Regions from separate parts of the Homo sapiens genome. Here region 2 is linked to region 1. The links are chromatin contacts, found by Hi-C or POLR2A ChIA-PET in ENCODE. All regions are on one chromosome and are shown on one strand. Each heading gives the region's core, a stretch centred on a gene start or an enhancer-like site at or near the end of the contact. The rest is flanking DNA. Distances are from core to core; before and after follow the strand shown.

The links. Hi-C counts contacts between places; a loop is a spot of excess contacts on that map. ChIA-PET counts read pairs that join two places held with the same protein, here RNA polymerase II (POLR2A). Pooled maps may share reads with other maps.
Region 2: a loop to region 1 is called in a pooled map, with 4 times the contacts of the local background. The contact joins two enhancer-like sites. A Hi-C loop is called at or near these places in 6 of 168 maps with a recorded cell type or tissue (HepG2, MCF 10A, PC-3 and 3 more) and 3 of 50 pooled maps. POLR2A ChIA-PET finds 5 or more read pairs at or near these places in 1 of 52 experiments (SK-N-SH).

Annotation. Positions count from the first base shown.
Region 1 is chr11:103,531,157-103,534,278 of GRCh38, forward strand. No RefSeq gene overlaps it. Among named protein-coding and RNA genes, the nearest start is that of MIR4693, 320 kb to the right of the region's middle. Within about 2 kb of position 1,440, at least 3 of the 41 ENCODE cell types and tissues checked have a DNase peak (open chromatin) inside an H3K27ac peak, as active enhancers do; they include endothelial cell of umbilical vein and mammary epithelial cell, where a contact is called at or near this core.
Region 2 is chr11:103,608,066-103,611,187 of GRCh38, forward strand. No RefSeq gene overlaps it. Among named protein-coding and RNA genes, the nearest start is that of MIR4693, 240 kb to the right of the region's middle. Within about 2 kb of position 1,471, at least 3 of the 41 ENCODE cell types and tissues checked have a DNase peak (open chromatin) inside an H3K27ac peak, as active enhancers do; they include endothelial cell of umbilical vein and mammary epithelial cell, where a contact is called at or near this core.

The DNA of each region.
Region 1 (3,122 bases), core at 190-2,689:
TCTGGTCATCAGAACCAGAAGAAAACAGGAGAGGATGTGGGGTGAGAAGCTAAATGCAGCAAGGGCCATGTTTTCAGCACATCATTCCATATCTCCTTCTCTCCTTCTCTGTCTATAACCAAGTCATTTTTGGTGCAAAAAACTGAGGTCCCTTTTATGGAAAAGTGTAGGTACTGCACTGGATACCTGAGCTACAAGGCACAAGCCCAAAATTTTAGAAAGAGGTTTAAGTGTCAAATCCGTGGGACTTCAGTTTCACATCAGCATCATCCTCAGATCACTCACAGTCACCCAAGAGTGGGTAAGAATCTTTCCTGTCCTAGGGCTCAGGAACCTTCTGGTGTCTCCCTCCTGCTCTAAGCCAGCTCTCCATCCCTCCACACTTCGTACTTTCATCTCCTATCATGGCTGTAGCAGTCTTGGATCATCACTTTTGTCTTCCCAGGAAATCGTGTCTGCAGGTTTGTGAGAACATAGCTATTCATTCTGGTTGCCAGCCCCCTTCTTCTCTGCTGAGCCCTCCTGGGCTCACCCAGGGCATCAGGATCAGGACCAGAAAGAGGTCCTGGATTATTATCAGGACCAGAAAGAGGTCCTAGATTATTCTTGGGAAGAATAATCTAGTTGTCTCTCTGCTCCTGGTGATTTTCTTTTGAGGGGAAGTTATTCTCAGCAAATCTGTCCTCTTTGACCCTGCAATTCTAGGAATAAAATATTCTTAATATTACATCAAAACTACAATACCCCTATAAATCTCTTTGAGCCTCACATCCTCTTTCTATTTAAAAGAGATTAGACTCAGGAAAATGGACTCTACGGTAACCACAGGAGGGATAACTGTAGGGTGCTTTTAGGATTTTTAAATTTTTATATTTTGTTTTGTTTTAGTTATTAAAGTCTTGTACTAAAGCAATTGTAAGACATTCTCTTGCCCCATGTTACACTATATTCAGAGGGGTGGGAGAGTGTGGTGATACAATAGAATGGCAGCAAAACTAAAGGTCTACCTATCTTAGGGGATAAAGTTTATAAGAAAAATAATCATCAGAGCCATTAAGCATTTTTACTTACTATAAAGCTTTTTAAAATGTAGAATGGGAAGATAACAGCACCTAACCTAGGATCATGAGTCAGCATATGGACAACACAGAACAAGGCCTGGTGTGGGGAACGATATTGTAAGTCTTGGTCATCTCACTTGTTTCCCTTACAGCATCATTCTATTCTGTTCTCACAACAACTCTGCAAGGCAGGGGTTATTTCCATTTTATAGAGGAGGAAAATAAGTGATTTATTCATGCTTGCAAAACTACAAAAGTATAGAATTGAAGTTCTAGGTCTTCCTTTTTTATAATTCTGCAATCTGAGTGGCACTGGCTGGTAAATTCCATAGGAAAAATAATTCCTTTTTCTCTGAAGGTTTGGTCTTGGAATTGGGACAGGAAATAAAATTGGTGAATGTTGCATTCCAAGATTAGGAGTAAGTGGCTCTGACATCATCTTTGAAAAATGCAGTAGATGTCAATGCAGAGTTTATAGGGATGATTTCGGAGTCACCATTTACAAGATTTCATTCGCTAGTTATTACAAACCAATTTCTGCATTCAGTGCACTTGTGTGCACACACAGAAACACACACATTTTAAACATGGATCGATGCAAGAAATTGCATGAACATTTTCTTCCCTAGCATGTAGGAAAACTTCCACCCTAATTTTGAATTGTCCCATGTAACAGTTCACCACACATCTTACTACTTCTAGATATTATTTTTTCATTTTTTTCCCCTCTTTTCCTCTTTTCTTCATTCAACAAACATTTGTTAAATACCTACTATTTCCCCAGCCATCGACACATTCAGACAAATTGGCAGGATCCTTGCCCTCAGGCAGCCCTGGTTCCACTCATTCCTCCAGAGCTTTATTCCCCTTCTCTATCCCCACATTTCTCACTTTGGTTCAGACCTCTTTTCTATTTTTCTAGATTCTTGCAATAACCTCCTAAATGGTCACTGGACTCAACTTTCCGATCATGGCTTTTATCATGTTCTTTTCCCACTTAGAAACTATTCATGACTTCCTACTGTCTAATGAGTTAAGTACAGACCTCTTTTTGTGGCATTCAAAGCCCTCCTCATTCTGGCTTCTGACTTTTCTTATGTATCAACTTCTATAACTGCCCTCTTTCATCCCTTTGCTGATTTCCAATAGAAATACTATCCCACCAAGCACATTTCCTTCCTCCCCTCTATGTGTGGTTGCATCTCAAGTATTACTTTTTTGTTTTTTTGTGGTTTTTTTGAGATAGAGTGAGACTCTGTCACCCAAGCTGGAGAGCAGTGGTGTGATCTTGGCTGACTGCAACCTCTGCATCCCGGGTTCAAGCCTTTCTCATGCCTCAGCCTTCCAAGTAGTTGGGATTACAGGCATGCACCACCATGCCTGGCTAGTTTTTGTATTTTACATAGAGACAGGTTATCACCATGTTGGCCAGGCTGGTCTCGAACTCTTAGCCTCAAGTGATCCACCTGCCTCAGCCTCCCACAGTGCACAAGCATGAGCCACTGTACCTGGCCAAATGTTACATTTTATCTCAGTCACATATCCATACCCACCTTTCTAGCCTTATTATATATGTATCAACCAACAGAACAAAAAGAGAGAGCCCAGAAATGAACCTACATATGTATGCATGGTCCACAGATTTTCAACAAGGGTGCCAAGAATACACACTGAGAAACTAATAGTCTCTCCAGTAAATAGTGCTTGGAAAACTGGATATTCATGTGCAGAATCAAACTGGATCCTTATCTCACTCCCTATACAAAAAATCAACTCAAAATTTATTAAAGAGTTAAACATATGACCTGAAACTGTCAAACTATATGAAAAAAAAATCAGAGGGAAAAATGCATACATTAGTTAACGAATTTTTAGATTTGACACCAAAAGCACAGGCAATAAAAGCAAAAATAGGCAAATGAGATTACATCAAAATAAAAAGCTTCTGCACAAAGGAAACAACCTAACAGATTGGGGGGAAATATTTTTAAGCCATAGCTCTGATAAGGAATTATTATCCAAAACATATAAGGAACTCAAGTTTTTTCTATAGAAAAATAA
Region 2 (3,122 bases), core at 221-2,720, 77 kb after region 1:
ATTTATAAATATTTCCAAATGCCTAAAACTGAAATTTCATGCCATCCTCAATGATTGTCAAGTTACTAGGCAGTAACTCACCCCGCTAGGGTTAATTATTACACCTAGTAACATTCATGCTGAAAACTCCTGCTTAGACTAATTACTCTCATAAATCTCTTTAGAGAAGTGTAAAATTCTCATTACTTAAATGATAAAACAACTAATCTACTAATCTTTGCTCCTTGTCCCTTCGAGATAATAAGATTGCCAAGACTGCTAGAGTTGAAGGATGTTTTAAGGTAATTAAAAATGTTGAAAGAACCGAGGGCCTAAAGAGCTCACAATGATGTCTGGAAACTGAGGGAGAGCAGAAATTGTAGAATAAAAAGGAATGTGGAAAGTTCACCCTTAAATTTATAAAGGGATTCTTTTCCATTTTAACCTGATTTTTAAACTTTTATTGCGGAAGGAGGTCCTTGAATATGTGGTTAAATTTGCTATCATCTAAAACTACATTAAATGCTTAAATTTTTCATTCATTTATTTACTTATTCAACAAGTACACATTGAAACTGAAGATAAAACTATCAACAGGACATCATCATTCACCTCATAGAGCTTGCAGTCCAGTAGTTACGGGTAAGTAAACAATTCAAATATTGTATGACTTGAAAGGCTTTTTTAAGGTGGTGTGACTCCATTTCACTGTAGCATTTTTTAGCCACTGCCACTGCTGGTGACTCACAAGTACCACATGGCTTAGCAGAATCACCCAGCTCCAAAAAATCAGTTATTAACGTTTGGTACATCCCAAGTATCTATTTGTTCATTGAAACGACCATTTCAGAGGTACATCAGTCTGGGTCCAAGCAGGAGAGAGAAACCACACTTGTTATTAGAACAAAGAATGGATCTGGGCAACATAGTAAGACCCCGTCTCTACAAAAAGTTAAAAAAAATTTAGCTGCACATGGTGGCATGCACTTGTAGTGCTAGCTACTCCAGAGGCTGAGATGGGAGGATCTCTTGAGCTCAGGAGTTCCATGTGGCAGTGAACTATGATTGTACCACTGTACTCTCTCAGCCTGGTTTGGCAGAGAGAGAGAGAGAGAGAGAGACCCTGTCTCAAAGAAAAAAAAAGAAAAAGAAAAAGAAAAAAAGAAAAGGAATGCCCTAAGTAGGTTGTAAGTAAGTTGTCAATACGTAACTAAAGTGGTGAAAAGTTAGGTGCTATAGAGTTGGCTACTGCAGGAAGCAGCTATGCTACCACCCCTGGGGCTGAAAGAACACAGGTAACAGGTTAGAACTATGAACACTTTCAAACTTGAAGGAGGGACCCTGTGGGGTCCCAGATCTCCAAAGAGAGGGTATGGCTTTGTTGGTACTGGAGGTTTTGTGGGGAGGCATGATGAAGCTGGTTCTGTAAGTGTTGGAAAAAGGAAACACCAATTCAGTTATTACTAGGAACTGTTGCTGCTGAGATGAAGAACATTCCTGAGGTGTTACTCACAGTAATGGGAAGACCACAGGAAACCAGGAGCACACAGAAAAGAACATGTTCTCTTTCCTTCTCCAGCCTTGCAGTCCTCCCCAGTCCCCCTACTGGCAGAGTCTAACAGGACTAGCTGGCAAAACAGAAATGTGGTTTTCTGAGTCCCAGCCCTCATTGTGAAGCAAAGTAGTAGTCTTGAATGAGTTTGGAACCAAAAGGTGATGATTTAATAACTAAGGCAAATGGGAAGCCAACAGAGTGGGCCCTGGACTCTGCTATCCTCAAAACCTCTTATCCAATGCCTGAGAAATACACCTTAAACTCCCTTCTGTGTAGTTCTGTGAGGATGAGTTCCCCTCCTACGTGGGGAAAAAGGCCACTAACAGGGAATCTATGTGAACATGTTTATCCTCTAGCCTTCATTATTCCCTCTCTGTTATGCAATAATACACACAATTATCTTAATATCTACAGATGCATTTAAGATATCCTTCCTTTCTGGCCTCTTGGCCAATATCTCTTCATGGAAAAATTGTATAATATTTGGAGATGTTTCCAGACTCTACTGACTCCTTTGGTTTTGCCAACAGCATGGTAAGAGTTATTGTAGGTGATATGGTTTGAATCTGTGTCCCTGCCCAAATCTAAAGTTTAACTGTCATCCCCAATGTTGGAGGTGGAGCCTGATGGGAAGTGATTGGATCATGGGGGCAGAGTTCTCACGAATGGTGTAGCACTATCCCCTTGGTGCTGTTCTTATGATAGTGAGTGAGTTATCATAAGATCTCATTGTTTTAAAAGTGTGTAGCATCTCCCCTCGCCTTTCTCTTGCTCCAGCCATGTGAAGTGCTTGCTCCCTCTTCACCTTCTGCCATGATTGAAAGTTCCCTGAGGCCTCACCAGATGCTGATACTGCCAGGCTTCCTGTACAGCCTGTGGAACCATAATCCAATTAAACATCTTTACTTTATAAATTACCCAGTCTCAGGTATTTATTTATAGGAATGTGAGAATGGACTAATACAGTAGGGATACATAGTACCTTTCCTTTCTACTAAGGGAGCCTCCAAAATGACTTTTTGCACAGTATTGAGTAAGAAATTGGTCAGCTGCTGGCTGTTTTCTTTGGGAGAGATACAGTTCTGGGAATTAACTGGGATAGCTAAGAATGTAATTTTTAGAAGGAAGGATGAAAATAATGAATTAGGCTCAGAGAATGGCATAGAATGGTTCTTTAGGGGAAAATACAGACATTGTAGAGCAATGGTTTGCATTCATCTTTTTAAACTTTTATTTTTAATACTAAAATGTTGGTGGGTACACTCAAGAGATCAAAATATTAAAGTACTCCAATACCACACATCAATAATCACAACTCTACAACTTCATAGCAGTGTTTCAAAATGTTTACAAAAGCATTTATAGTAAACCCGCTAGTTATGAATTGGCCCTTCAGCATCATGTAACTATTTAGGTAAAATTATTTACTGCCTTGAGCACACTCTATTATATTTTCCTGTATACTTCAGATAACTCGCCGCCTTCCCTTGGTGCCAGCTGGCTGCTATGCCACACTTCTAATCTAGTCATGTTAGGTTGTACCTTGCTTTACCTGCATTGCAGGTGGCATTCAGGCTAATGCTCCAGC